3 separate regions of the Homo sapiens genome follow, and regions 2 and 3 are each linked to region 1. Evidence: chromatin loops called from intact Hi-C (ENCODE). Cell type or tissue: heart left ventricle. All regions are shown on one strand. Links, peaks and the distances in the headings refer to the core of each region. The heading gives the core; the rest is flanking DNA.

The links. A loop is a pair of places that touch in the nucleus more often than their neighbours do. Peaks named below come from ENCODE experiments on the same cell type or tissue, not always from the same donor. Only the 100,000 strongest peaks of a DNase experiment are listed, where the experiment ranks them.
Region 2: a loop joins it to region 1, with 2.9 times the contacts of the local background. A loop is called at or near these places in 9 of 110 quality-filtered maps.
Region 3: it touches region 1 in a loop (2.2-fold over the local background); 7 of 110 quality-filtered maps call a loop at or near these places.

The regions. Positions count from the first base shown.
Region 1 is chr1:9,026,604-9,037,636 of GRCh38, forward strand. It overlaps SLC2A5 (solute carrier family 2 member 5), which reads right to left. Exons shown (of 12, transcript NM_003039.3): 12 at 8,503-11,033. The coding sequence ends at 10,983. Among named protein-coding and RNA genes, the nearest start is that of SLC2A7, 5.7 kb to the left of the region's middle. RefSeq lists an enhancer at 10,592-10,661. In heart left ventricle, for the core only: no CTCF peak of the experiment used is centred there; DNase peaks (open chromatin) are centred at 5,198 and 5,478; H3K27ac peaks cover 614 bases.
Region 2 is chr1:9,092,330-9,101,444 of GRCh38, forward strand. GPR157 (G protein-coupled receptor 157) reads right to left here. Exons shown (of 4, transcript NM_024980.5): 4 at 7,976-9,115. It also overlaps a transcript of SLC2A5 not described here. Among named protein-coding and RNA genes, the nearest start is that of SLC2A5, 27 kb to the left of the region's middle. In heart left ventricle, for the core only: no CTCF peak of the experiment used is centred there; no DNase peak of the experiment used is centred there.
Region 3 is chr1:9,080,051-9,091,083 of GRCh38, forward strand. It overlaps a transcript of SLC2A5 not described here and LOC124900441. Among named protein-coding and RNA genes, the nearest start is that of SLC2A5, 16 kb to the left of the region's middle. In heart left ventricle, for the core only: no CTCF peak of the experiment used is centred there; a DNase peak (open chromatin) is centred at 5,001; H3K27ac peaks cover 901 bases.

The sequences.
Region 1 (11,033 bases), core at 1,428-9,427:
TGCACCAAGGAGAGAGAAAAAACATTGCCTGACATTGGTCCGCAGAAATGAGGACTTTCAGAGACCCAGTGAGGCTGTGACCTGGATCTAGGATGCTTTTTCTGTGTCATTTTTCCATGTATGCCTCTTTTTTTTTTGAGACAGGGTCTTCCTTTGTTGCCCAGGCTGGAGTGCAGTGGCGCAATCTCAGCTCACTGCAACCTCGGCTTCCTGGGCTCAAGCTATTCTCCTGCCTTAGCTTCCCAAGTAGCCGGGATTATAGGCACGTGCCGCCACACCCAGCTTTTTTTTTTTTTTTTTTTTTTTTTTGAGGTGGAGTCTCGCTTTGTCGCCCAGGCTGGAGTGCGGTGGCGCAATCTCAGCTCACTGCAAGCTCTGCCTCCCGGGTTCACGCCATTCTCCTGTCTCAGCCTCCTGAGTAGCTGGGACCACAGGTGCCTGCCACCATGCCTGGCTAATTTTTTTTTTGTATTTTTAGTAGAGACGGGGTTTCACCGTGTTAGCCAGGATGGCCTGGATCTCCTGACTTCATGATCTGCCCGCCTCGGCCTCCCAAAGTGCTGGGATTACAGGCGTGAGCCACCGTACCCAGCCTTTTTTTGTGTGTTTTTAGTAGAGATGAGGTTTCACCATGTTGGCCAGGCTGGTCTAGAACTCCTGACCTCTAGTGATCCGCCTGCCTTGGCCTCCCAAAGTGCTGGGCTTACAGGCATGAGCCACCGCACCTGGCTTTTTTTTTTTTTTTAACTTTTATTTTAGGTTCAGGGTATATGTGAAGGTTTGTTACATAGGTAAACTCGTGCCACGGGGGTTTGTTGTACAGATTATTTCATCACCCAGGTATTAAGCCCACTTCCCAGTGTTTGTTTGCTGCTCCTCTCCCTCCTCCCACCCTCCAGCCGGAAGTAGATCCCAGTGTTTGCTGTTCCTTTCTGTGTGTTCCTAGGTTCTTCATATATGCCTCCTCTTGTGCATTTGGACTAATTGTCCATTTGGGGGAAAGAACAAATTAAACACTTTCAGAAAAACACAGTTATTATTTCTAATTACACTAAATAGTGTTAAATAAGTCAATAAAATATTGGACAAAGGTGCTTATTTCAGAATCATTTCTACTAGCATTTTTTTTTTAAAGTAGAGAATGATTGAATAAATTAGGAGTAACTAATTGATTGGAATGCCAGACTTCTGTTTCAAAGGATAATTATGAAATGTGGGAACATGGAAACATTAACATGTTTTTTAATTAACATGACCTTTAAGAGAAGTGATCAAAGCAGAATACACATAGTATACCTGGGGAAGGCCAGGGTGCGGTGGTTCATGCCTATAAGCACAGCACAATGAGAGGCTGAGTGGGTGGAGGATTGCTTGAGCTCAGGAGTTCAAGACCAGCCAGGGCAACATGGTGAAACCTCATCTCTACCAAAAATACAAAAATCAGCTGGGCATGGTGGCATGCCCCCGTGGTCCCAGCTACTTGGGAGGCTGAGGTAGGAGGATCACTGGAAAACAGGAGGCTGAGGCTGCAGTGAGGCATGATCACACCACTGCACTCCAGCCTGGGTGATAGAGCGAGAACCTGTTTCAAAAAAAAAAAAAAAAAAAAAAAGGATACCTGGGGGAAAATGTGTTTGCCCATGGGTGGTAACAGGTGGGTAAATGACAAGACTGAGAGAATGAAAGGTCCTTATTTATGTTTATCCTGCTCCTGCTCCTGACTATGTTGTAGGTATTTTCTCTCTCTCTCTCTTTTTTTTTTTTTTTGAGACAAAGTGTTGCTGTGTTGCCCAGGCTGGAGTGCAGTGGCGTGGTCATGGCTGACTGTCGCTTCCGGCCTCCAGTGTTCAAGCAATCCTCATGCCTCGGCCTCCCAAGTAGCTGGGATTACAGGCGTGCCCCACCATGCCCAGCTAATTTTTGCATTTTTTTTGTTTTTTAGACAGAGTCTCACTCTATTGCCCAGGCTGGAGTGCAGTGGCCAGGAGGAGGAGGTGGCACAGGGCTAGGCGCTCTTGGGGGTGAGAGGCATGTGGTCTCATATGCCTTGGTTCACTGCAACCTCCGCCTCCTGGGTTCAAGTGTTCTGCCTCAGCCTCCTGAGTAGCTGGGACTACAGGCGTGTGCCACTATGCCTGGCTAACTTTCATATTTTTGGTAGAGAGGAGATTTTATAATATAGGCCAGGCTGGTCTCAAATTCCTGACCTCAGGTGATCCACCCTCCTCGGCTTCCCAAAATGCTGGGATTACAGGTGTGAGCCACCTTGCCTGACCATGTATTTTCAATAGAGATGGAGTTTCAGCATGTTGGCCAGGCTGGCGTTGAACTCCTGGCCTCAAATGATCTGTCCACTGCGGCTTCCCAAAGTACTGGTGTTAGAGGTGTGAGCCTCTGCACCCTGCCTGTTGTAGGTATTCTCTAAAGGGATAGGCATTTTCTCCACTCTGCTCCTCCCTCCTTTCTGAGTCCTCACCAGCAGGGTCATTAACATTCATATTTTTACTAACAGTCTGTTCAAGGTAATCTAGGCTTTTTATAGCATGCTTCTAAAAATTCTCCCAGCCTCTTCTCATTGTGCAATGCTAAAGCCATTTACATACTTTTAGCTATTTAGGTATTAACAGCAGCACTCCATTTCCCAATACCAAAATCTCTATATTAGTTTTCTATGGCTTTTGTAACAAATTACCAAAAACGTAGTGGCTTAAAACAACACATATTTATCATCTTAGGGGTCTACGTGTCATAAGTCTGACATGGGTCTCACTGGGCTAAAATAAAGGAATCTGCCATGTTACGACACAGCAGGAAGGTCCTCACCAGATGCAGCTCCTCAATCTTGGACTTCAGCCTCCAGAATCATGAGCCAAACACACTTCTGTTGCTTATAAATTGCCTACTCTGTGGTATTCTGTTATAGCAACACAAAATGAACTAAGACATCTGGTAAGAGCAGGGACCCTAGCCAAATTTTCACAGATGGCTCTGGTGACCCACTTGGAGTTCAAGGGTGCAAGGAGGGAAAAGGCATGCATGGTGTTTATCTTCCTGGCTACACTGTAAATTCCTAAAGACAGAAGATGCCATGTATGTATCACTTGCATGTCCCAGTGCTGTGCAGAATGTAGGATGACAAGAGCAGCCCCTCAAACAGCACTGTTAGGGCCAGGTGTGGTGGCTCATGCTGGTAATCCTAACACTTTGGGAGGCCGAGACTGGTGGATCACTTAAGTTCAGGAGCTCAAGACCAGCCTGTGCAACATGGTGAAACCCTGCCTCTACAAAAAATACAAAAATTAGCTGGGTATGGTGGCATGTGTCTGTAGTCCCAGCTACTAGGGAAGCTGAAGGGGGAGGATCACTTGAGCCTGAGTGGTGGAGTTTGCAGATTGCTGAGATAGTGCCGTTGCACTCTAGCCTGGGTGACGGAGTGAGACCCTGTCTTAAAAAAAAAAAAAAGCAAACACATGAAAAAGGGAGAAAAAAAGCACTCAATTCACTGCAGAGTAGTAGGAGGGGAAAGGAAATGTTCAGATGAGAGTGTCAGGATGCCAACTACCTGCTTTCTCATTCTTCCTGCAGGAACTAAAAAATAATCCTGGAGAAAGCAGATTGAAGGGGGCAAGACTCAGTCTAACTAACATTCCAGATTGGAACTTCAGCTCTCCTTTCTGAGCGCCCTTCTGTAATGGAAATGGCCAGTGCACCATGCACTGCCCTGCCCTTGTTCCTGATGTTTCTGTCCTGGTGGTTAAGCCACTAAGCAATACCAGGACACAGGGCAATGGAGTGAGATTTTCACAAAGAAAAATCTATTCAATTTAAAAGACTGAAATTTATTCTGTGATTACATCCTGTCTAGATAGTAAAATGCCCTTTATTTAAAACATTGTTTCCTCAATTTGGTGATGGGAGTTCATTTTTTAAAAATTATATATATATATATATGCAAATTAGAGACACAGTCTCACTTTGCTGCTCAGGCTGGTCTCAAATTCCTGGGCTCAAGCAATCCTGCTGGGATTACAGACATGAGCCACTGCACCTGGCCAGTTTTTAAAAAATGTTTTTATTTGCAAAATGGAAAGAGGCAGCCCGATGTTAGTCTACCAAATTTTGGTATGTGACATCTGGAAGTGTGAAAAACGCTGGTCAAACCTACCTTCCAACTGCCTAATTTGGCTTATGAACATGTCGCCTGGGGGCTGACAACTCCTCCCCAGATCCACTCTTTCTTACTCTGCTGTCAACCATTTAAAATCCTCTTTACCAAGACTCATTCATTCAAAAAGCACTGAATGAATTCCTACTCTGTGCCAGTCACTGTTCCAGGCATGGTGGACACAGTGGTGAGCAAACGGGTCTGAACCTTCTTCAGCTGAACCCTCTTCAGCTCCATCTCTCACCTGCCAAGTGTCCTGACCTTGATCCCATCACAGGGACTTAGCATTGTTATCTGATCTTTGAAGTGTTGATTTTCTGGCCAGAAACCTCTGTGGCCGGTGGCAGCCTTTGCCTGAGTTCTTGTCCCGCATCCAGGAAGAATGAGGTATGCAGACAAGTGGAGGGTGAACAAGATGAAGAGGAGCTTTATTGAGTGTTAGAACAGCTCAGAGGAGGCCCACAGTAGGTAGCTCCTCTCTGTAGGCAGATTGTCCCATCGAGTGTTCAGCTCTCAGTAGAGAGGAGGCCCTGGAGAGGGTAGCTCCTCTCTGCAGCTGGTCATCCTGTCGTCTTTCCATCCTCTGCCCTGTTCTGGCTGAGTCTGGGGCTTTTATGGACCTCAAAGGGGAGGAAGTACATGCCTATTGGTCCATGGGGGGCCATAGGTGGGCCCAGAAAAGGCATCACAAGTCCCCAGTCCAGTCTGGAGGACTGGCAGCCCAGCCGCCAGCCTTTAGGCCCTCCCTGGCCTGAAGGTGGGGTCTTACAGGGACCTGTCCACTTCTGCTCAGGAACCTGTCTGCCTCCCACAGCTGTCTGTGGCACCCGTGTTGCTTGCAGTAAGGGGCACCTGTAGGCCAGCACCGAGCCACCCTCAGCCCCCCTTAAGCTTCCCCTCTTACACTCATCTGTGCCCAAATTCCAGAGGGGGCCAAGGCAGCAGGGGGCTGGCATGTCAGCACTTCCCAGGGTGTATGCACACCCAGCTGAGCTGTGACAGTGCCCAGGCTCAGCCCCAACCCCTCTCCGAGACTGGAGTGGGTGCCAGGAGTGGAGAGAAGCCAGGCAGTGGGAGGAGACATCCCCAAGTCTGTGGGGACAGAGGGGAGGGGTGGGAAGGCCTTGCCGGGCCCCTGAAGGTGCAGACTGCAGAGACGCCTAGGGCCTGCATCTGGTGGGGGGCGCAGGTGGAGGCTGCAGCTGCACCTGGGGAGCTCCCACCCCCATGAACTCAGAAGGGGCGGGGCTCCTGCTTGTCCCTAGCTCCTGCTGGCTCTGGAGCATGCAGCCCTGGCAGTGCCACAGAGATCAAAGTGGGCGCTGACAGCAGGGAGAAGCCAGGCAGCAGAAGCAGGCACTTGCAAGCCTGTGAGGGCAGCGGGACCTTCCTGGGTCCCCAAGAGTGTGGGGATGCCTGAGTCTGTAGCCATGGTTTGGGCGGCTGCAGCTGCATTGGGAGGTGGGGTCGGTGGGGGCCTCCTGCCTCCTCCATGGAGCAGAAGGTTAGGGTCTATAGCTGCAGTTTGGGTGGCTGCAGTGGCACCCGGGGAGCTCCTGTTTGCTCCATGGAATGTGCAGCCTGGGCTGCACCTCCCTGCTGCAGCTGGTGTGATGGCAGCGGCAGCCGTCTGGAGTGGCTGCTGCCATCACCATCCCCTGACATTGTCTAATTCTCCCAAAGCGTCATTTCGCCTCAGCTTTCACCGATCTTTGCAGGCAGCTTGGCTCCCAGTGGTCTCCAAACTTTTAAAATCATGCCTCCCCATCAGTAAGAAAATGTTGCCTACAAACCTCTAATATATGTCTACTTATTTAAAAAAAATTTTTTTTTTGAGACAGAGTCTCACTCTGTTGCCCAGGCTGGAGTGCAGTGGCACACTCTCAGCTCACTGCAAGCTCCACCTCCCTGGTTCGTGCCATTCTCCTGCCTCAGCCTCCCGAGTAGCTGGGACTACAGGTGCCGCCACCATGCCCAGCTAATTCTTGTATTTTTAGTAGAGACGGGGTTTCACCTTGCTAGCCAGGATGGTCTCGATCTCCTGACCTTATGATCCACCCACCTCAGCCTCCCAAAGTGCTGGGATTACAGGCGTGAGCCACCACGCCCGGCCTATGTCTACTTATTTTTTATGTTATATATGTGTACGTGTTCTGTAAGTGACATAACACCCACTCAAGCAGGAATAGCAAAGGGAGGAAGGAAGAGTGAACAATAACTAGAGCTCCCATTCTTTCTTTTCTGCCTCAGTTGTAGTCTTCACCCTAGCAGTCTACCTTCTGCCCCCACACTACCCCTGACAGCACTCCCTGAGGTCACTGAGTCATTGAATCCAAGGGGAACTCTTTTTCTAGTCTCAGCAAATGGCAGAGCTTGGCAGCTCAGTCCTCTCTGCTGGCTTTCCTGTGCCCCTTGTTGGATGGTGCTCCATCTCCCACCTTAAAAAAAAAAGTTATTTATTTATTTATTTATTTATTAGAGACAAGGTCTTGCTCTGTTGCCCAGGCTGAAGTGCACTGGTGTGATCATGACTTCTAGGCACAAGCGATCCTCCTGCCTCAGACACCCGTGTTGCTGGGACTACAGGTGTGCATCACCACATTCAGTTAATTATTTTTATTTTTACTTTTTTTGTAGACATGGTGGGGGGTGGGGGTTTCTCACTGTGTTGCCCAGGCTGGTCTCGAACTCATGGCCTTAAGTAATCCTCCCACCTCAACCTCCCTAAGTGCTGAGATTCCAGGCATGAGCCAGCACACCCAGCCCACCTCTCACCTTTCATCCTCTCAGTTGGCAAACCTGGGGCAATCTTATGCAAATGCGAGGTTTTAACCTATTCTCGAATCTTTTGTAAGGATCTGATTTCCTTGCTGTCTCGTGGGCTCCTTCAGACTCTTCTCCAGAGCAGCTGGAATGATTTCTTAAATTGCAAATCAGATCAGGATACTCTCTGGCTCAAGTGAGCCAGTGGCCTTCCGACACATTCAGAATAGAATCTCTGATGCTCCTGGGGGCCAACTGAGTGTCTGCACAGTGCCCCCAGGCACCTAGTGCCCCCTTCCTCCTCCCCAACCCCCTTTCTGCCGCAGCATCACTTGCCTCCCATCGTTCCCTGAACCATGGCCAACCCTCTCCCACAAGACATTTGCATCTGCTGCCCCCCAGCCAGCCCCACTCCCCTCTCTGTTCAGCTGCTTCTCCACCTGTCACCCCTTGGGCTAATCTACTTTTCTTCACTGCAACTCTCACTCAGAACCCTGGCCCCAGGGCCTGGAGCCATGCCTGGCACACAGTAGGTGCTTACAGATATATGGTTTCCCCAAACTTATGTCCCTGCTCCCCTGAGTTCCAGAGCCACATGCCACCTTCCTTCTGGATATCTTCTGTGTGTCCCATGATCTCCTCCATCTCAATGTGTCCAAAAAGTATATGACCTTCTCCTAAAACCTGCCACCCAGCTCTTCCAGCCATTCCCCATTGGCCCATATTAGAAACCTGGCAGGGACGCCCGACTGCTCACTGCTGAGTGGATCCCAAATCCTACTGACTCTCTGAATGCTCCCTCACATTCGGCCCTGACTACTGCTGGCTTTGCTGGGTCCTCATTATTTACCAGCTGGTCTCCCTATCCAAGCCCCACCCCTTCACATTCATGCCAGGTGCTCCTGGAAACTCGGTCATCACATAACCCCTGGTTGTCTTGACAATGAAGTTCAACTTGGCTCCTGGGACCCACAGGATCCACTATAGCTGCCCCCACCCCGCAGCCCCTGCCACCTCTCTGGCTTCACTTTCAGACCAAATAACTTGTAGCATCCCTCAATGCCTCCACACCTCTCTGTGCTGTCTGTTGCCTGGAATGCCCATCCCTCACTTTCCTATCACATCTTCTCCAACTGGAGAAATCACACTTGTTTTTCCAAATTCCTTACCTCCCTTCTATACTCCCACATCTCTCTTCCTGCTGTATTTTACTAACCCATGTGTAGATACTTATCTATATTTGTATATGTAGCCTGAATCTATATTAAACTGCATGTGAGTTCATACCAAGGTCTCCAAGTCTACTTGGAGTAGAGAGTGATCTACTACCACATGGATCATTCGCGCTCTCTCCCTGCTTATCTGTAACCTCCCACTGCAACTGTGAAATGGCCCCCACCATCTGCCATCCATTTACTAGATTGCTCAATCCTAGTATACATGCAGAGTGGCCTCTCACTGTATCTTATTTGTGAGTTTATTTGTCCTCAAGATTAATGCTTATTCCCAAGCACTGAAAAGTACCTAAGAAAACTAAATACATGTCACTGATCCAAACACCAAAAACATATAAAGTCATTTAATTCTCACAATGGACATGTGAGACATTTACTATTAGTGCCATTTAACAGAAGAGAAGACTGAGATACAAAAAAGCCAAGTAACTTTCCAAGTTGCACAACTAATGTGGCAGGACCAAGGTTTGAACCCAGGGAGCAGACATCCAGAACCATGAACTTCATAGCCTCCCCTGTGTTAGAGGTGCTGCAGTTTCTTGACTTCTGATATTCTGACCTGGCCTCTCCTCAGCTCTGAGAGCCTTCATCTTTGGTTGTTTCTGTGCCCCTTCCAGGCTGCAGATCCTTGCTGCAGAAGGCCAAGGATGGTTCAACCACAGTGTTCTGTTTACTTCCTCTGGGCCCGCTTGTGAGTGGTTTAGCTTGTTGCTGGTGGAATCTCCATTACATACCCACAAAAAGTGCTCCCAAGTCCCACTGCTCTCTCTCCCGGCCACCAGCCTCTGCCACCCATCTATGAGAAGACATCACTTCTTGCTACAGGCCATTCAGCACTTTCAAGGTTTTATCCATATTTTTGCACATACACTCACACTCACACCCTTTATTCATATCTCTAAGAAAAACCTCCAGCTCTCTATATTTTTGGGGAGAGACCTGTGTTAGACCATTTTCATGCTGCTGATAAAGATGTATCAGAGACTGGGTAAATTGCAAAGAAAAAGAGATTTAATGGACTCGCCATTCCACATGGCTGGGGAGGCCTCACAATCATGCCAGAAAGCAAAAGGCACGTCTTACCTGGTGGCAGGCAAGAGAGAATGAGAACCAAGCAAAAGGTTTTACCCCTTACAGAACCATCAGATCTCATGAGGCTGATTCACTACCATGAGAACAGTATGGGGGAAATTGCCCCCATGATTCAATTATCTCCCACAGGGTCCCTCCCAGAACACATGGGAATTATGGGAGCTACAATTCAAGATGAGATTTGGGTGGGGACACAGCCAAACCATATCAAGACCCTGTTCCTTTTCCCTTCCTCCCCCACCACAGTCTCAAGATTTTAAGACTCCTCAAGATTTCATTACATATGTGAGGACATTTGGAAGCTTCCTCAATCTTACATGTATTTATTTATTTGAGACAAGGTCTCATTCTGTCATGCAGGCTGGTGTGCAGTGATGCAATCATGACTCAGGGCAGCCTTGACCTCCCAGGCTCAAGCGATCCTCCCATTTCAGCCTCCCAAATAGCTGGGACCCCAAAGGCGTGTCACCATGCCCAATTAAAAAAATTTTTTTTGAGATGGGATCTCACTGTGTTGCCCAGGCTGGAGTATAGGGTGCAATTTCAGCTCACTGCAACCTCTACTTCCCAGGCTTAAGCAATCCTCCCACCTCAGCCTCCAGAGGCCCTCTTCGAGATGCTGGGGATTCAGGCATAAACAAAACTGACCAAGCCCCTGCCCTCAAGGAACTGACACTCGTGCAGTCAAACTGCCTGAAGTGGCCGGGCGCAGTGGCTCACACCTGTAATCCCAGCACTTTGAGGGGCCTAGGTGGGCGGATCATGAGGTCAGGAGATTGAGACTATCCTGGCCAACACAGTGAAACCCAGTCTCTACTAAAAATACAAAAAAGTTAGCCGGGCGTGGTGGCAGGCGCCTGTAGTCCCAGCTACTCAGGAGGCTGAGGCAGGAGAATGGTGTGAACCCGGGAGGTGGAGTTTGCAGTGAGCTGAGATCGCACCACTGCACTCCAGCCTGGGTGACAGAGCGAGACTCCGTCTTAAAAAAAAAAAAAAAAGCAAAAATAAAAACAAAAAAAACACTGCCTGAATGAGCAGGGAACTTCCTCCTGCCTTCTACTTGCTCAAAGAACAGCAGCACGTCTTGTTGAAAAGTGATCAGGTTCATTTTATTGACTACACAGAAGCAATTCCATTTTCCACTAACAAAATAATTTAGGATGAAGAATTCTGACTCAGTGTCTCCACAGGAACCTGTTCCTCAGCTTTCTGGATGTCATTGTTTCTGACATCACACCTTCCTAGACAGGTATTTCTGGAAAAGGATCTGGTAAGAGGATGAATTTGGCTCTAAACAAATGCCCATGGCCCCGGAAGACCTGTCGGGGCCACCAAGTTAGTTTCTCTGGCAAAATTTGATTCCTTCCATCTCACCACTATAGTAACTGTTGTTGTTATGTTACCAGGAGCCACACAAAGGTTGACCCATCAAGGTGGAGCCACGTTACCAGGAGCCACACGAAGGCTGAACCAGCAAAGTGGAGGACCAGCTGTTTAATTGACTCGGGTCTGGTGACAGGCCAACATGGAGAGAGACAGCCCAGCTTCAAGAACAGCAAGGCAGCCCTTTGCACAGTTCCCACTGGGGTGGGGAGGCTGGAGATGAGGACTGCATTCCACATCAGAGTTGTTTTATTTCTGGATATTCACAGACAGCTAGAAGTCAGAAAAATAAGCCAAAGTGGGAAGCCCCTGGCAGACCAGCTCCACTGGCTTCCTCTCCAGAGTCACTGTTCCGAAGTGACAGGTGGAAGCTCTTTCAGTTCCTCCTTTTCCGG
Region 2 (9,115 bases), core at 1,116-9,115, 65 kb after region 1:
ACCTGACCCTGAATAAACAACTCTTCTACGGGACATTCACAACCTCTTCCACACTAGCCATTTCCCTCTACACCATTTCTTAAGTTTCCATATACACTTAACCCCAGATATAAAGGAAGAGTTAAAAGCCATTTCCCATCAATGCTCTATTTGCCAAAAAGCTTCACCCCACTCCAATACCCCCTTCTTTCCCAACCCACCAAGCCAGAGGACACCTTCCAAAACAGGATTGGCAAATTGATTTTACCCATATGCCCCCAGTAAAAAGGGTTCAATTTCTTTTAGTTCTGGTTGATACCTTTTCGGGATGGGTTGAGGCCTTTCCCACAACAAACAAACGAGCTTCTACTGTCGCCTCCAAATTAATAACAGAAATCATCCCCAGGTTCAGGGTGCCTCTTTCTTTTCAATCTGATAATGGTCCTGAATCCATTTCTCAAATTACTCAAACACTTGCAGGAGCCCTACAAATCACCTGGAAGCTATGCATCCCCTATCAACCTCAGTCTTCAGGAAAGGTTGAGAAAATGAACGGCATTTTAAAAAACACCCTCACCAGGTACTCACTCCAGACACATAAAGACTGGGTTACCCTTTTGCCTTTAGCCCTTCCAAAAATTTGGGCGCTCCCACGTAAGCCTCTAATGCTCAGACCCTTTGTACTCATGTATAGGAGACCACTCGCCCCTTTTGCTGCACCTCAGGGTCAAGCCCCACCTCTACAAACCCCTCTCGTTTCCCCTCTTCTGCATACCATCCGCCATTTCATTTGGGAATACGCCGACAAATACTTGCCACAACCCATCGCCAACTCCTTTAATCCCTTCCTACAGCCAGGAGACTGGGTTCTAGTAAAAGATCTCAGCCCTACCCCCAATCCCCACCTCACACCTAAATGGAAGGGACCTTACCAGATCATCGTTACTACACCCACAGCAGCAAAACTCCAGGGACTCCCCAGCTGGTTTCATCATTTTTCTCTCAAGAAAACAGACTTCCCTTCACCACATACCCAAACAACCAAATCTAAAACCCCTTCAGCCTTCTGTTACATCTCCACAGGACCAACTTCCCTTCGCCTCACCCAAATCCTGGAGGAAAAGGAGGAGGAGTGCACATAAGCCGCTTATGTCTCTTTGTCTCCCAAACTTTCATCACTTCCTAACCAACCTTACTACAGACCATCAGTGGTATGCTTATGAAACTCCCACTGTACATCCTGATCAGCTCCTCACTATTCTATGGGACCTATGGCTTCAAGGAGCTTTCCAGGACTTTACTCTTACCCAAATAACTTTTTTCTCTTTTTGCTTGTTTCTTTCAATATAAATTCCCTAATCACATCAACCTCACCAATACAACCACTCCTTACTGCTCAAACTAGAACGCTCTATAAACCTTACACAATCTCTCTTGTGGCAAGCTAACTGTTCCTTTTTTTCGGAGACCTGGATGTGCTTACCGCTGTCTTCCTCAGCTTACACAGCCCTTCCTGCACCCCTTCATGACCTTTTAACAGGAAACATAACCCTAATCTATCAACTCCAAAAAGGAGCTTCGTTTTTGGAAAAAGCTGACATGCTGGTCGGCAATTATCCCATTTCCAGGGCAGATCAGGCCAACAAATTATTTCAAACCGATTACAACTCCCTAGAACACCTTAAGCCCCAAGGCCCTCCCATTGAAGGGCCCATAACTAAACACACGCCCCTTTTACAACAAGCCTCAATTTGCTTTTCAGCCTCTGGGGGAAGTTTCCCTGTAGGGTTCTTAACTTCTAACTAATGCAGCCACACTATCATTGTTAAGCACCCCTCTGACCATCACACTCACCCGGTTGACTACCAAGTATTGCCTGAAGCGAACGGAGCATTCCTGCAACGGCTCCTTTTACTGCCCCTCCCCCTGGCCTAACCTCTGCTTCCCCTAGTGCCCACATTTTTCCGTGGCTCAGTATCAGTGGCGCAACATCTGACCACATTAGATGTGTAAAAAAAACTCCTCCAGATGGGCACGGTGGCTCACGCCTGTATTCCCAGCACTTTGGGAGGCTGAGGTGGGCGGATCACCTGAGATTGGGAGTTCAAGACCAGTCTGACCAACATGGAGAAACCCCGTCTCTACTAAAATACAAAATTAGCCGGGCGTGATGGCATGTGCCTGTAATCCCAGCTACTCTGGAGGCTGAGACAGGAGAATCGCTTGAACCCAGGAGGCAGAGGTTGCGGTGAGCCGAGATCGCGCCATTGCCCTCCAGTCTGGGCAACAAGAGGGAAACTCTGTCTGAAAAAACAAAAAACCCTCCTCCTATACTCCTCCTATATCTCTACTATAGTAGGTGTGTCTCCTTGGCCTCCTCCTTGTCCACCTGGAGTAATGAACCACAGGAAAGGAAAAATATCCCATCTTTAATTCACTTATTTTCTTTCCATATCTCTGCCTATATTTACGACAAAGCCTTATTCTTTTTGTGTGGCACCAACACATATCTTTTTCTCCCCACCAACTGGACTGGAACCTGTACCCTAGTTTTTCTGTCTCCCACCATTGGCTTAGTTCCTCCTAATCAGCCTTTATCCATCCCATCCGTCCAGTATGTTAGAAAAAGGAGGGCCATCCAAGTCATTCCTTTAATGGCCACCTTAGGTATAACCTCTGGGACTGGGTTGGGAGCAGGAGGATTACCCACCTCCTTAACATACTTTAAAGCTCTGTCAACAGACCTGCAGGATTCATTAGAAGATATGGCCCAAAGCCTTATATGAGTCCAAGACCAATTAGACTCCTTGGCTGAAGTAGTCCTCCAAAATAGACAAGGGCTAAATCTTATAACGGCTGAAAACTGGAGCCTCTGCCTCTCACTGGGTGAAGAATGTTGCTTCTGTCTCAACCAATAGGGCCTAGTAAGAGATGCTGCTAAAAAAACTTAAAGAAAGGACTAAAAAGCTAAGAGAATACCAAGACAACCAAGTAAATTCTTGGTTTAAACACAAAATCCTAACATGGGTCATCCCATTCCTGGGCCCTCTCCTAATAATATGCCTAGGACTAATGTTCTTACCCTGCTTAATGAACCATTTTCAAAGCTTTTTAACCAACAGGATCATGGCCATCTGACAACCAACTACCCAAAAACATCTACAATGGAGTTACTCCTGTAATTAATCCGAAACCAAAGAACTCTCCGCCCTCTGCCCCCCAGCCCTCAGCAGGAAGTAGCCAGAAAGAACACGCCGCCCCTCATCCTTTTTATAACTATAGGGACTGGATTGACAGAGCAGGAACATTGCCATCTTGAACAAACACCGCCATCCTACGTTCCCGTTGATGGATGAAAAACCGCCTAAATCCAGCCCCAGAACATCAGCCTAATGGCCAATATTAGCATAACTGGAAACATTCCAATGCTAAGATAAACCCCTCTCTGACCAGAAACATGCCAACCCCAAGACAGCCTCCCCTCTGACCAGAGACATTCTAACCCCGCAATAAATTTTCCCTCACATAGAAACATTCTGAACCTACAATAAGCTCACCCACCTTCCAAAAAACCCTTAAATATCCTTAGTCTGTCAGAGAGAAGGGCTCTCTGACCTAACTCAGCCGGAAGCCCCTCTCAGGTTTGTTTTCTCTAAAATAAACCTGTCCTTAACTGTCAAGCCACATTTTGTGTTTCTTTCTTGTTTCTTTAAGTCTTACAGTGCTGAGTCCTCCTCTGGGTGGGGCCACAGGATGGGTTGAGTCATGAGTCCAGGTAGAGTTAGCCATCATCAGAAATACAAGTCTGAGACATCTCAAAAAGCAAATCTTAGGTTCTACAATAGTGATGTTACTTACGGGAGTAATTGGGGAGGTTATAAGTCTTGTGACCTCTGGAACAATGGCTGGTAGTCATTTACCTATGCCTACATCTTAGCAGAATTCAGGCCCCTCTCATAATCCTAACCTTGTGGACTTTCATTAGTTTTACAAAGGTGGTTTAGTTTTGAGAAGGGCTATTATCATCCTTGCTTTAAGGTTAAACTCTAAACTAAATTTCTCCCAAAGTTAGCTTGGCCCATACTCAGGAATGACCAAGGACAGCCTGGAGCTTAGAAGCAAGACAGAATCAACAATGTTGGATTTCTCTCACTGTCATAATTTTTGCAAAGGCAGCTTTAGAAGCATTAGATTTCATTTAAGCCTCAATATCACCCCATTTTAGATGAACCTGTGGCTGAGTGAGGTCAACATTTTCTCAGAGTAATACAAGGATAAATAATGGGCCAGGTACAGCAGCTCATGCCTGTAATCCTAGCACTTTGGGAGGCTGAGGCAGGTGGATCACCTGAGGTCAGGAGTTCAAGACCAGCCTGGCCAACATGGCAAAACCCCATCTCTACTAAAAATACAAAAATTAGCTGGGCATGGTAGCATGTGCCTGTAGTCTCAGTTACATGGAAGGCTGGGGCAGGAGAATCGCTTGAACCCAGAAGGTGAAGGTTGCAGTAGGCCAAGATCACACCATTGCACTCCATCCTGGGCAACAGAGCAAGACTCCGTCTCCAAAAAAAATAATAATAATAAATAAATAAAAGATGGAGTCCACTTCTCGGCCTTGTGGCCAAGATCAAGTATAATAAACAATGGAGCCATAGTTGGAACTCAGTCTCTCTCTTTCCAGAGCCTCGTCGTTCACAAACCTGGTCGTCGGGACCCACCTGCTTCTCGTTTCCTTGGAGAATCAAAGCCATCCCCTCAGCTTGTCTACTGTAAGATGACTTGATAAACACACGGCTGCCTTCATCAATATCACTTCACTATGCCCAGGAGATTCTTGTCCTGCAAGACAACTGCTGCAAATAACTTTATGGTTCACTCCAGGAACTTCCTGGAAAGATTCATCAGCTCTTCAATAGAAAGCATCCAATGATAGCTTAGACTCAAAACTCATTCAACTAGCCACCAGCAAATCCTCATCATGCTGTGCTCACATGTGTGAAAGGATTACATCACGACTTGCTAATCCCAAGAAGGCTGAAAGACTCATCTGAAACTATATGTTTTGATCTTCAAAAATATGGACTAGGCGTGGTGGTTCACGCCTGTAATCCCAGCATTTTGGGAGGCAGAGGCAGGTGGATCACAAGGTCAGGAGTTCAAGACCAGCCTGGCCAACATGGCTAAACCCTGTCTCTACTAAAAATACAAAAATTAAATTAGCCAGGTGTGGTGGCGCATGCCTGTACTCCCAGCTGCTAGGGAGGCTGAGGCAGGAGAATTGCTTGAACCTGGGAGTTGGAGATCGCGATGAGCCGAGATCGTGCCACTGTACTCCAGCCTGGGTGACAGAGCAAGACTCCGTCTCAAAAAAAAAAAAAAAAAAAAAGAATAAATACCCCAATGTTGTTCTCTCCTACTCTGAGACCCTGCTAGTGAAACTGCCACTGCAAAATTATGACTGAGACGGTGAAAGAGATCTGACCTAACCAACTCCATCTTCCTTCTGACCTCCAAGCTGTTCTTGTTCATTCCTGGGCATGGGCTGAACTAATCTGGGGAGGAACTTAGTTTATAGTTTAGAAAAAAGAAGATAGCAGCCCTTTTCTCAAGGTAGATCCCCTTCTTGTTAGCCAAAAGATTAGAAAGTATGGTTTAGCAGTCATGCAGCTGAGGATTCAAGATTCTGACCCTCCCCAAATTGCTCCTAGGCATAACATCACTATTGTAAAACCTAAGGTCAGTGCCTGAGATATTTTGCAGGCCCTGCACTTGATGGATCAGCTGGCACCAAATCGATAAACTGGCCCATCTCATCTTGTGGCCCTCACCCAGGAACTGACTCAGCACAAGAGGACAGCTTCAACTCCCTATGATTTAATCTCTGACCCAGCCAATCAGCACTCCCGACTCACTGGCCCCTCCCCACCCACCAAATTATCTTTAAAAACTCGATCCCCAAATGCTCTGGGAGACCGATTGGAATAATAATAAAACTCTGGTCTCCCACACAGCTGGCTCTGTGTGAATCGCTCTTTCTCTGTTGCAATTCCCCTGTCTTGATAAATCGGCTCTGTCTAGGCAGCGGGCAAGGTGAACCCACTGGGCGGTTACACTAGGGCCCTGCAATAGGAGTGCCTTTCACTTCCCTGGTAAGCACCAGCTTTGTCCTGTGTACAGGCAGTGCCAACTCCATGGGCCTGTGACCCGTGCAGTTTCCAGGATCCTGCCCGCAGAAGGGCAACTTCATATCTGGCCTGGCACAGGGTAAGCACTCAGGAAACGCCAGCTATTAGCTAGTGACAACGTCCTGACCCCACCACATCTGGCAAATCCTTTTCCTCGTGGAGCCTGGATTCTGGACTCTCCTCCCACAGGTGAGTAATTGTTACTAGACACGCATGCTTCATTCAGAAAGTGGTCCACCTTGCCCCCAAAGCTTCCCCTGCTGGAGCTTTTCCTATGTGCAAGGCCTAAGCCTCAGCTGCATGCTGGGCTGACCCTTGGATACAGCCTGACTCTGTGCCAGGAGCCTGGCAGGCTCTGGGGAAAATGCCTGGTAGAGTGGTCCCTGGAACGTATGGTTTCTGCAGAGACTGTGGCATCCCAAAGACCCGCTTAGAAGTCTATGGGAGCAGAAGGAGGTGACCCTGTGGGGTGTGAGCTGCATATAGGCAGAAGCAGGAGGTCAGGCAAGAGGGAACGGTGTGGAGTGGTGTGGAGCAGTGTGGAACACGGAGCCTGGATTCTGAATGCATGCTGCATTTGCTGGGGTGAGGAAGGCGAAGAGAACTCCGGAGAAGAGGTCAGGGAAGAGGTGAAAAAAGGTCACTGAGGGGAGACAGATGGAAAGGGAAAGGCGCATGGCAGTTGATGAGTGGAGGGTCACAGGAGAGGGCCTCAAGGGGATGCTTCCATTTTCTCCCAGGTAAGCACATAGCATCAAGTTTAGAGATGCAAAGACAAAGGCAGGAGAGAATAGTTAACAAACCTCAGGGTGGTCGCGTCGAAGTAGCAGGACCAGGCCTGCTATTTTAATATTACTTAAGTTTGTGTATGTTGTACCTTAATAACCAAATTCAAGATGCCACTTCTAGGGGCTATTCAATGCAGTTTGTGTTGTTGTTTTGTTTGTTTTTTGAGACTTGCTCTGTCACCCAGGCTGGAGTGCAGTGACGTGATCTCGGCTCACTTCGATCTCTGCCTCCCGGGTTCAAGCCATTCTCCTCAATGCAGTTTTAACTGCACAAAATCCAGACAGTGGAAGAAAGTTTAGGAGCTTTTGGCAGCAAAATTCCCAAGGCGGAGCAGTTTCAAGAAAACTATGACCGGAGGTGGGGCTGCATGGCCAGTGCAGATCTGCAAGTCACGCAGCAAGGCAGCCAGCTCCAGTAGATGCGTTTGGAAGGCTGCTCCCTTCCAAGAAGAGACCCTGTGTCCCAGCAGTCCCTGACCACCAGGAGGCCTGCAGATGCAGCTGCGGCGGGTCACCCTGTGTGTGATACAACCATGCATGAAGGGTGAAGGGGTCAGCAGCTCAGCCCTGGAGCATCTCTCTTAATCAAGTTCAGCCCCAAGTCATGGGTGCTTGGAACTTGGACCTGTTGACCCTCATCGGCTCTATCTAGGCAGCAGGCAAGGTGAACCCACTGGGCGGTTACACTAGGGTCCTGCTATAGGAGTGCCTTTCATTCCCCTGGTAAGCACCAACTTTGTGGACAAAGCCCAGGAATCTGTATTCTAAAACCCTCTCCCTATCTCTCCACCCCCATGATCTTTATTAGGTCAACTCAGGGGAAGCTGGCTATGCCAACAGGGCGGCTGCCTCTTTAGCTAATTTGCCAAGAGAGAAGGGCAGAGCTGTCTTCTCCAGGTCTCAGCCTCATGGTAGGCTCTGGAACCACAGCAACACAGGCCAATGCGAGCCACCTGTCCTGCAACCGCCCCCTCCCCACCCTGCACAACACATCAGGAGGCAATCACTTTACCAAACACATAGGAGAAAAATAATTTATTTATTTAATTTAAAACAGCAAGACTTCAGCTTCCACCCAGTCAGGGCTTGCATTACAATTTTGCAGGTGCAAAAACTCACACTTTTGATGCCACAACTAGAAGTTTGTAAAAACTATTTTTCTTGTCGTGGACACGTGAAGAGTTCTGTTTGCACCCTCAGCCTGGGCCAAATAATCATCTTTATTTAAAAACAAAACAGAACAAACAAACCAAAAAACCCTCAAAAGCACAAAGAGGCAGAAAGCGGCTGGTAAACCTGGTTAAAAGACCAAAGTTCAGAAAGTGCATGGGAGAGGGACGCTGAGCTGCGGACACCGTTCCGGCTGCAGTACGTGTTATGGCTGAGGTTACACTTGGGTGACTCAGGGATGCAGGCAGATGAACATTAACCACACTAACAGAGGAGAAAGAAGCCCACTGGGGCTGTGCAAAGTGTCCAAGGAGCACAGCCCCTTTTGCCCTGATCAGATGTAACAGCCCCTCGCTTGAGATCTGACTGGGCAACATGGCAAAACCTTGTCTCTACAAAAAGTCAAAATTTAGCCAGGCCTGTGGTCCCAGCTTCTCAGGGAGCTGAGGTGGGAGGATCGCTTGAGCCTGGGAGGTGGAGGCTGCAGTGAGCCATGATTGCATCACTGCACTCCAGACTGGGTATGATGCTCCAGACAGCAAAACCCTGCCTCACAAAAATAAATAAACTAAAAAGAAGTAACAGCCCCTCCTGGACTTGTTTTATTTTTTGAGATGGAGTCTTGCTCTGTCACCCAGGCTGGAGTGCAGTGGTGCAGTCTCGGCTCACTGCAACCTCTGCCTTCTGGGTTCAAGCAATTCTCCTGCCTCAGCCTCCTGAGTAGCTGGCACTACAGGCACACGAAACCACATCCAACTATTTTTTTTTTTTTTGTATATTTAGTAGAAACAGGGTTTCACCATGTTGGCCAGGCTGGTCTCAAACTCCTGACCTCAGGTGATCTGCCCACCTTGGTCTCCCAAAGTGCTGGGATTACAGGCGTGAGCCACTGCGCCTGGCCCCCTCCTGGACTTTTAGGATGTGACTTCCTTCCCATCCAGCCTTTCTGTCTGAGCACTACCCACCCAGCTAGACTGACTTGGTAACTGG
Region 3 (11,033 bases), core at 1,998-9,997, 54 kb after region 1:
ATCATGCAGTATTTGCTTTTTTGTAACTGATTTCCGAAGACTTAGAGCATGTCTTCATGAGTCCTTCATGCTGTAACATGGAACAAGATTGCCTTGCTCTCTGAGGCTGGATCATACTCCACTGTGCACACACCACATCTGGTTTACCCATTTATCTGTCAGGTTACTTGGGTTGCTTCTATTAATACCTTTGGCAATTGTGAGAAATGCAGCTATGCGCATGGGTGTACAAGTATCTCGCTGAGCCCCCGTTTTCAATTATTTTGGATATATACCCAGAAGTGGGATCACTGGATCACATGATAATTCTATTTTTAATTTTTTTTAGGAATTACCGTTCTGTTTTCCACAGTAGCTACGCCATTTTACGTTCTCACCAACAGTATATAAGAGTTTCAATTTCTCCACATCCTCACCAGCACTTGTTATTTTCTGGGCTGTGGTTGCTGTTATCGTTGTTTTTGGTAGTAGCCATCCTAACAGGTGTGAGGTGAGCTCTCATTGTGGTTTTGATTTGCATTTCCCTAATGATGAGTGACGTTGAGCATCTTTTCACATTCGTGTTGGCCGTCTGTACATCTTTGGAGAAATGTCTATTCAAGTTCTTTCCTAATGAGACCACTCTCTTTGACCACAGAAAATGAGACCAGGCAGGCCATAAATAATATCCAGTGATGTGCAGGAGCCAGCTTATATATAATGTGAAAACAAATAATTCAAAATCAAAGCTGTTGGAAACTGGAATTATTTTGAGTCTTAAAGGAATGTGCTTATGGGACCTTTAATCCCTCTCGCCTGGGGCGATAGGTGTGAGTCACTCCGCCTGGCCTTGAATAAACTCCTTTAAACTGGATTCTGATCCTTTCAATTATTTCAGGTTGCCAATAACCTCATCAAAATGAAAAAGTGGTGGGTGAGGTTGCTCACGCCTGCAAACTCAGCACCTCAGAGGCTGAGGTAGGCAAATCACTCGAGCTCAGGAGTTAAGACTGGCCTGGACAATGTGGTGAAACATCATCTCTACAAAAAATACTAAAAACAAATAAACAAACAAAAAAAATTAGCTGAGGGTGGTGGCACATGCCCTTGTTCCCAGCTACTCAAGAGGCTGAGGTGGGAGGATCACTTGAGCCTGACTGGTCAGGGCTGGAGTGAGCTGTGATCATACCACTGCACTCCAGGCCGGGAAACAGCATGAGACCTTGTTTCAGAAAAAAAAAAAAAAAAAACCCCAAAAAAAAAAAACACGACCAAAACAAAACCCACACTTTTGTGCCTCAAAAGACATTATCAAGAAAGTAAAAAGATGAGCTGGGTACAGTGGCATGTGCCTATATTCCCAGCGACTTGGGAAGCTGAGGCAGGAGAGATCAGGAGTTCAAGTCCAGCCTGGGCAATGGAGGTAGACTCCTTCTCTTAAAAAAAAAAAAAAAAAAAAAGTAAAAAGACAAGAGACTAGAAGAAAAATTTTTGCAAATCGTATATCTTATAAGGGTCTGGTATCCAGAATATATAAAGAACTCTTACAACTCAACAACAAAAGACAAACAACCAAATTCAAAATGCGCAAAACACTTGAATAGATTATTTTCTCCAAAGAAGATATGCAAATGACCAAGAAGCACATGAAAAGATACTTGGCATCATTACTCACTAGAGAAATGCAAATCAAAAACAAAATGAGGTATCACTTCACACATTAGGATGGCTATCATACTTAAAAAAAAAGGGAAATTAACTAGTGTTGGTGGTCAGGTGAGGTGGCTCACATCTATAATTCCAGCACTTTGGGGAGCTGAGGTGGGTGGATCGTTTTAGCCCAGGAGTTCAAGACCAGCCTGAACAACATGGCAAAACCCCACCTCTACTAAAAATACAAAAATTAGTCAGGTGTGTTGGTGCACACCTGTAATCCCAGCTACTTGGGAGGCCAAGGCACGAGAATTGCTTGAACCCAGGAGGTGGAGGTTGCAGTGAGCTGAGATTGCACCACTGCACCCCAGCCTGGGAGACAGAGCAAGACTCTGTCTCAAAAAAAATAAAATAAAACGAATGTTGTTTAGAATGTGGAGAAATTAGAACACTTGTACCTTGCCGATGGGAATGTAAAATGGTTCAGCTACTGAGGAAAAAACAGTTTGGTGGTTCCTCAAAAAGTTAAACATAGAATTACCATATGACCTAGCAATTCTACTCCTGGATATATACCCAAAAAGAATGAAAAACATGTACTCAAGCGAATACATGTACACATATGTTCGTAGCAGCAGTATTTACATAGCCAAAAGGGGGAAACAGCCAAAATGTCCATCAGTGGATGAACAGATAGGCAAATTGTGGCACATACACAATGGAATACTATACAGCTATAAGAAGAAATGAGCCAGGCACAGGGGTGCATGCCTGTAGTCCCAGCTCCCCAGGAGGCTGAGGTCGGAGGATTGCTTGAGTCCCAGAGTTCAAGTCTAGCCTTGGCAACATAGGGAGACCCTGTCTCTAAAAAAAAAACAGAAGTACTCATACGTGCTACATGAGCTTCAAAAACATGCTGAGTGAAAGAAGCCAGACAGAAAAAGGTTGCATATTGTACAATTCCATTTATGTGAAAGATACAGAATAGATAAATCCATAGAGAATGCAGATTGATGGTCTGGGGAAAGGCTCCTATGTTTTTGAACCTGCCCAGTTGTGGGTGCAATCTTGCACCAGGCAGCCCAACCCTGACCTAAAGTAAATTCCCAGAAGTCTTTCCTGGGTTTTGAATTTGCAGTAACAGCTGTGGGCATTCTAGCAGCAGTTCGATGATCATGTATGGTACTGCAAACAGGACAAAAAAAAAAAAAAATGCAGATTGGTGGCTGCCAGGGGCTGGGGGCAGGGGGAATGAGCAGTGACAGCTAATAGGCACCTTTTCCTTTTGGGGTGAAGAAATAGATGAAGTTATTCATTAATTGTGCAACCCTGTGAATGCTGCCAAATTGTTCACTTTCAAATTGTTGATTTCATGTTATGTAAATTTCACCCCAATAAAAAAAAGAAATCAATACTAGCCTGGGTAACACCGCAAGACTCTGTCTCAAAAAAATTGTTTTAAAGACAACTACTTTGCTGGGACATCATTTATCTACAACTTACAGAACTGTAAGCTCAAAGGCAACGCAAGGGCAGGGCCCTGCTGATTCGGGAAGAGTATGCTTGAAGCAATGCAATTTTCCACGAAAGTGCACATTTTTCTCCACAGTGGTTTGAAATCAGCCATGGTGAAAATGAGACAGGAATAATACAGGGTGGTCGCAGGAGAATAGAAAATTCCAGGCAGCAGTTTTGCATGACTAGCAAAAGGAAACTGTTGAAATAGCTGCAGAAGTAGGGGCCCTGAAAAACAGGATGTGGGCCAAGCTGGCTAAGGCCGACTGGAATCAACATAGCGCTGGATTTGACCTAGGTTTCACGTAGGACCTCATTATGTGCTCATTAACATACTAAACCCTGCGGGGTTCGGTGGCTCATGCCTGTAATCCCAGCACTTTGGGAGGTTGAGGTGGGCAGATCACCCGAGGTCAGGAGTTCAAGACCGGCCTGGCCAAAATGGTGAAACCCCATCTCTGCTAATAATACAAAAAAATTAGCAGGGCATGGTGGCACATGCCTGTAATCCCAGCTACTCGGGAGGCTGAGGCAGAAGAATCACTTGAACCCAGGAGGTGGAGGTTGCAGTGAGCCGAGATTGCACCATTGCACTCCAGCCTGGGCAACAAGAGTGAAACTCCATATCAAAACAAAGAAACAAACAAACAACACATACTAAACCCGGCCAGGCACGGTGGCTCACGCCTGTAATCCCAGCACTTTGGGAGGCCGAGGCGGGCGGATCACGAGGTCAGGAGATCGAGACCATCCTGGCTAACACGGTGAAACCCCGTCTCTACTAAAAATACAAAAAATTAGCCGGGCAAGGTGGCGGGCGCCTGTAGTCCCAGCTACGCGGGAGGCTGAGGCAGGAGCATGGCGTGAACCTGGGAGGCGGAGATTGCAGTGAGCCGAGATAGCGCCACTGCACTCCAGCCTGGGCGACAGCGAGACTCCGTCTCAAAAAAAAAAAAATAATAATAATACTAAACCCACATCCACCAGTGCCATGACAGTTCCTGGGACATCCATATTTGGCATAAAAACAGGTAACACCACAATTTTGAGAAACCCTCACCTTTTTCCAGGAATCTTCATAAATATCCCACCCCTTGGTTAAAGAAACCCATAAAGGTGGAAGCTCCCAACCCTGCTGGGTGCAACTCTCTCTTGAGTAGGCCCGAACTCTCCTTTCTTGAGTGTGTACCTTTTGCTTTGCAATAAATCTCTGTACTTTCACTATTTTCTGACTTGTCCTTGAATTCCTTCTGGCAAAGGTGTCAAAAGCCTGGACACTGCCTGCGGTTAAGGTCCCACTGGCGTTTGGGGACCTCCTCTAGCCCACTGGCATCAGAAACATTACACAAATCAGCTCACACTATAAATCAGCCCCGGGCCCACCATCCCAGCCTGTTGAACATGTTCCAGCACATCACGGACTCTGGTACTACATCAGGCACCAGATCCAGATAACATATCTTGCATCTCACCCAGGATCTTGAGAAACACGCTTTGGAAGCCAGCAGCCCTATGGGGGCAGCCACACCATGTGAGCATCGGCCACACCCTTGGGTGGCCCTGGAACCAGACCATCCTCCAGCCCCCGTTGGTCTGGAAACCAGCAACAGCCCCATCACCTGGGAGCTGGTTAGAAAAATGCAAAATCCACTTCACTCCAGACCTGCTGAATCAGAACCTGCATTTTGGCCACATCCCTGGTGGTTCAAGCTCACATTTAAGTTCGAGAAGCTCTGCTCTAGGCTTTTCCTGAATGTGGCGCATCAGTGATTCCTCCCGGCCCCAAGGCCTCTGTGCCCAACCAGGACTGACTTACCCCGGCCTTGCACAGCACCCGCAGGACTCTCCTTGGTGTTGATGTGGGCACTGGCTGACTGCCACAGCACTCTATGCCTGCTCTCTGACTCTGTCACGCGTCTGCTTTTCCTCCTGGGATAATGTGGTGCTGGTGTTGATGAAAAGAGTCAAACTGTAAAATATTTTTAGAGATTTATTCTGAGCCAAGTATGAGTGACTACGGCCTATGACACAGCCCTCAGGGGGTTCTGAGAACATGTGCCCAAGGGTACAGCTTGCTTTTCTACATTTTAAGGAGGCATGAGACATCAATCAAACACATTTAAGAAATACATTGTTTTGGTCTAGAAAGGCGGGACGATTCAAAGGTGGGGGAGGGTTCTTCCAGGCTATAGGTAAATTTAGACACTTTCTGGTTGATAATTGTTTGAATTTGTCTAAAGACCTGGGATTAAACAGAAAGGAATGTCTGTAAGATAAGAGGTTGTGGAGACCAAAGTTTTACCATGCAGATGAAGCTTTTAGCTAGCAGGCTTCAGAGAGAATAAGTTGCAAAATGTTTTTTATCAGCCTTAAAGTCTGTGTCACTGTTGGTGCTGGAGAGGTTTGATGAGGCATGTTCGAACCCCACTTCCATTATGGCCTGAAACAGTCTCTCAGGTTAAGTTTTAAGAGCCCTGACTGAGGAGGAAGTTCATTCAGATGGTTGTGTCGGGAGGGCGGCTTAGAATTTTACCTTTGGTTACACTGGGGTGGCAGTGGTGCAGGACGGGGCAGGTTTGCTCCCCTCCAGGCCAAGACAAGTGCTGGCTGCAGAAAGGTTTTATCTGCTGGTATTTGAAAAGCTTTCCCTGATGCAACGGGCCCAGGCAAATCCTGGGAGTTCTGCTGTCTGCCAGGGAGAAAAGCTGAAGGGAGGAAGGGTCTGATCCCATCTCTGGTATCATGGTCCTAAGAAATTGCTGGAAATGCTTTCCTCATTAACAGGTACTGCCCAACAAGAATAAGTCTTCCCTCCCAGGTCCTCTGTTGACTGCTGAGGATGGGCCTGGGGCCCTGAGAACAAAGGAAGGGAACTAGTTAATATGAAGTGGGACAGGGAGTTCAATCTTCATGATCACTTGGATAATGAAGAAAGGCTAACTAGCAGGGATAATGACAGCTGGACTTTCTCAAGGGCTCTTTCTCCAGCTTAGTCATTGCCTGAAGTGTAACTGCCCGATGGGTTCTTTCTGCCCGCTACACAGACAAAGTCAATTGACTGAAACCATGGCATTGCAGTAAAGGAAGAGTTTAATTGCTGCGAGGCCAGCCACGCCCTAAGGGAGAGGGAGTTACCACTCAAATTAATCTCCCGGAAAGCTCAGAGGCTGGGATTTTCTTTTTCTCTCTCTTTTTTTTTTTTTTTTATTGAGATGAAGTCTCACTTTGTTGCCCAGGCTGGAGTGTAGTGGCACAATCTCAGCTCACTACAACCTCTGCCTCCCAGGTTCAAGTGATTCTCCTACCTCAGCCTCCTGAGCAGCTAGGATTACAGGCATGCACCACCACGCCTGGCTAAGTTTTGTATTTTTTTAGTACAGATAGTGTTTCACCAAGTTGGTCAGGTTGGTCTTGAACTCCTGATCTCAAGCAAGCCACCCACCTTGGCCTCCCAAAGTGCTGGGATTACAGGCGTCAGCCACTGCACCTGGCTGAGGTTAGGGATTTTCAAAGATAGTTTGGTGGGCAGTGGACTAGGGAATGGGTGCTATTGATTGGTTCTGGAATGCCATCATAAGGGTATGGAAAACGGTACTGGTGCTTGACAGAGCAGGAGCATCACCATCTTGAGCAAACACCACCATCCTAAGTTCCACTTGATTAAAAAACCCCTAAATCCAGCCCCAAAACATCAGCCTAATGGCTAATGTCAGCATAACCAGAAACATTCCAACCCTAAGATAAATCCCTCTCTGACCAGAAACATGCCAACCCCAAGACAGCCTCCCCTGTGACCAGAGACATTCCAACCCCACAATAAACTTTCCTTCACATAGAAACATTCCGAATCTATGATAAGTCCCCTCTTTCAAAACCCTTAAATATCCTTAGGTCTGTAAGAGAGAAGAGCTGTCTCACCTAACTCGGCCAGAAGCCACTTTCAGGTTTGTTTTCTCTAAAATAAACCTGTCCTTAACTGTCAAGCCACATTTTGTGTTTCTTACTTCTTTCTTTTTTTTTTTTTTGAGACAGAGCCTTGCTCTGTCGCCCAGGCTGGAGTGCAGTGGTGCAATCTTGGCTCACTGCAAGCTCCGCCTCCCGGGTTCTCGCCATTCTCCTGCCTCAGCCTCCCAAGTAGCTGGGACTACAGGCACCCACCACCATGCCTGGCTAATTTTTTGTATTTTTAGTAGAGATGGGGTTTCACCGTGTTAGCCAGGATGGTCTCAATCTCCTGACCTTGTGATCTTCCCGCCTCAGCCTCCCAAAGTGCTGGAATTACAGGCGTGAGCCACCACACCTGGCCTCTTTCTTCTTTCTTTAAGTCTTACATTTGGTGCCAAAACCCGGGATGGGTGTTGGCGGCAGAGGCTCTCTTGCAACCCAAGAGGCAGTGGGCAGCAGCGGCCCTCATCCTGAATTAACTCCTGGATCCTGAGAGCCTCTGGACAGCCGCCCTGTCTTTTCTCTTGTTTCACTTTTCAAGCGATTTATGTGAGGAGGACAATTAATCTGAAGGGGACTGTGAGACTCGGGCCAGGGCTACTCTCCGGTGGGCTCTCAAAACCCTCAGGTCTCAGGAATCCACCTCCAACTGCCCGCAACAGGTATTTCGCTCTCTAGCACTTGCTCCCTCTTCCTTCCTCTTCTCTCTCTCTCTCTTCCTCGTGTGCCTCCAGTCCAGGAGGCCCTTTGCCAATTCCAACTGGAACATCCAACATTTGGCTTATGGGGGAACCTAAAGCCAAAGCATTTAGTTTTTTATTACAACACAGCCTGGCCCCAGTGCAAATGAGATAATGACAGTTGATGGCCTGAAAATGGCACCTTTGACTTTCAAATTCTCAGGGACCTTAACAACTTTACAACCAGGAATAGCAAAAGGCAAGAGATTCCCTGTATTCAGGCTTTCTTCTGTCTTAGATCCCGACCCTCCCTATGCCAAGCTTGCACCCTTCATGAAATCCCTCTTCTTAATGAAAATCCTCCCTGGGTTTTTCCTTCCTCTGGAACCCCTCCTCTGAAACCCCTTTTGACCCTGCAGATAAAACCCCTCCATATTCTCAACTCTCTGCATCCACTCCTCACCCACCCGAACCCTACACCCAGCTGGCCCCTCCTGCTCCCAAGCCTTTACCACCAAACCCCCTCCCTCCTCCTTCTCCACCTATTACCTGTTTGAAAACTACTCCAGCCCCTTGGGTGGCTGCAGTTTGCCAACCACCCCTGGTGGTGGTTCGGCATCTGGCCAACTGCCACTCTCCCCCACATTCTTCACCCGTTACCCACTCAAAAACTACTTCAACTGGGTGCAGTGGCTCACGCCTGTAATCCCAGCACTTTGGGAGGTCAAAGTGGGTGGATCACGAGGTCAGGAGATTGAGACCATCCTGGCTAACACGGTGAAATCCCGTCTCTACTAAAAATACAAAAAAATTAGCCAGGCGTGGTGGCGGGTGCCTGTAGTCCCAGCTACTCAGGAGGCTGAGGCAGGAGAATTGCCTCAACCCAGGAGGTGGAGGTTGCAGTGAGCCGAGATCGCGCCACTGCACTCCAGCCTGGGTGATAGAGCAAGACTCCGTCTCAAAAACAACAACAACAACAACAGCAAAAGCTACTTCAGCCAGTCAAGCCACTCCTGCCAGTCTTCCTCTCTGGAAAGTGGTTGGGATTAAAGGCATCCCTTGCGCTCATGTCTTTTTCTCCATCTCTGATTTGTCACAAATCAAACAGCATCTGGGATCTTTCTCTGAAAACTCCTCTCATTATCGCAAGAAATTCCTGCACATAATTCAATCCTTTAATTTAACTTGGCATGACATTCATATAATTCTAACCTCCACCCTCACTCCTGACGAAAAAGAGTACATCTGGTGTTCAGCTGAAACACACGCAGATAAACTCCATAATCAAGCCCCTATACAAAATCCAGTGGCTAATGATGCAGTTCCCCATAGAGACCCAAACTGAACTTACCAACAGGGAGATGCTGGCATCAGATAAAGAGACCACACAATTACCTGTCTCCTTGTGGGCATGGACAAAAATGCCCATAAGGCAGCTAATTATGAAAAACTTAGAGAAATTACACAAGAGCCCCAGGAAAATCCTACCCTTTTCTTATCACACCTCATTGAAGCTATGCTAAAACATACCAATTTGGACCCAGAATCTAGAGAAGGTCAAACTTTTCACCACCTTCAATTTATTTCCCAATCTGCCCCAGATATCTAGAAAAAATTATAAAAATTAGAGGAGGGTCCCCAGACATCTCAGTGGGATCTCCTAAATACAGCCTTCTGTGTCTTTAACAACAGAGACAAGGAACAAAAAATTCAAAAAGGCAAGCGTCTCTGTTTAAAATACCAGATGCTTGCCTCTGCTGTCCAAAAGTCAATTACACAAAAGTCTCCCAACAACCCAAAAGGAAACTCCCCCACCTCTCTGGGAGTCTGTTTCTGATGTGGCAACCCTGGACGCTGGCCAAAGGCTTGGCCTAACCCCTGGCTGCCCACCAAACTGTGCCCAACTTGCAGTCTTTGGGAACACTGGAAAATGGACTGCCCCCAATGGGAACACCTTCCCCGTTTGGGTGCCACTCATAATGAAGCCCCCTGACCATCACAGGAGGAAATCTCTTCACAGCTGGCACTGCCCATGGAGGAATGAGGGTCCCTGGGATTCTTCACCCCCACATCTAGTGAGTCCATGGAACCCAGGGTAATTTGGACAGTATCCATTAATATTACTTCCTTTCTTTTGGATACTGGGGCGAGCCTATCAGTATTAACTGAATATGAAGGCCCATTAGAACATTCATCCGTTTCTGTTGGCGTGAGGGGCATATAAGAAACAAAACACTGCCACTATACTGCTCATTTCAGGGAGTCACCCTCACTCTTTTTTGGTCATTCCTCACTGTCCCACTCCTTTATTAAGAAGGGACATTCTACACAAACTAGGGGGAATCATTCATTTATTGGCCCTAAACCAAAGCCACTCTTATATATTATTATGTCAAGAACAGACCCCTCCTCAGACATTCAACATCAAACAGACTTAAATCCCAAATTCCTCAGCCAAGTAAACCCCATAGTATGGAACACTGACTTCTGCATAATAGCTACCCACCATTCTCCAATCCAAATTTCACTGAAGAATCCTAAGCACTATATAGTGGTCCTACAATATCCCCTCAATCCTGAATGGATTACGGGGACTCAAGCCCATCATCTCTCAACTTTTGGCTGCCAATATTTTAATCCCCACCCATTCTTCCCACAATAATCCTATTCTCCCAATTAAAAAACAGGATGGCTCCTATAGACTGGATCAGGATTTGCGACAAATCAACTCCGCTTTTGTTCCTGTTTATCCTGTTGTCCCCAACCCCTATAACCTCCTGTCATGAATTCCTCCCAACACTAGCAACTTCTCTGTAATAAGCCTTAAAGATGCCTTTTTTACTATCCCTCTACATACCTCCTCTCAAAATCTTTTTGCTCTCACTTGGACTGATCCTGACACAGGCTGCTCCCAACAACTCACCTGACTGTCCTCCCCCAGGGGTTTAGGGACAGCCCTCACTATTTCTGTCAGGCACTTCAATTAGACCTCTCCCAACTACCTCTACAACCTAGCATTTTGCTTCAATATGTGGACAATTTACTCCTTTGCAGCCATTCCCTAAAATATTGTATTCAACACACCACCAAGCTTTTAAATTTTTTGGCTGAATGGGTACTAGGAATCCAAAAGAAAGGCCCAATTAACATCTCCGAAAGTTTCATACCTAGGATTAATCATAACTCCGAATATCCAGGATATTCTGTCAGCACAAAAGCAACGTGTTCAACAAATCCCATTTCCTAAAATAAGAAGGGACT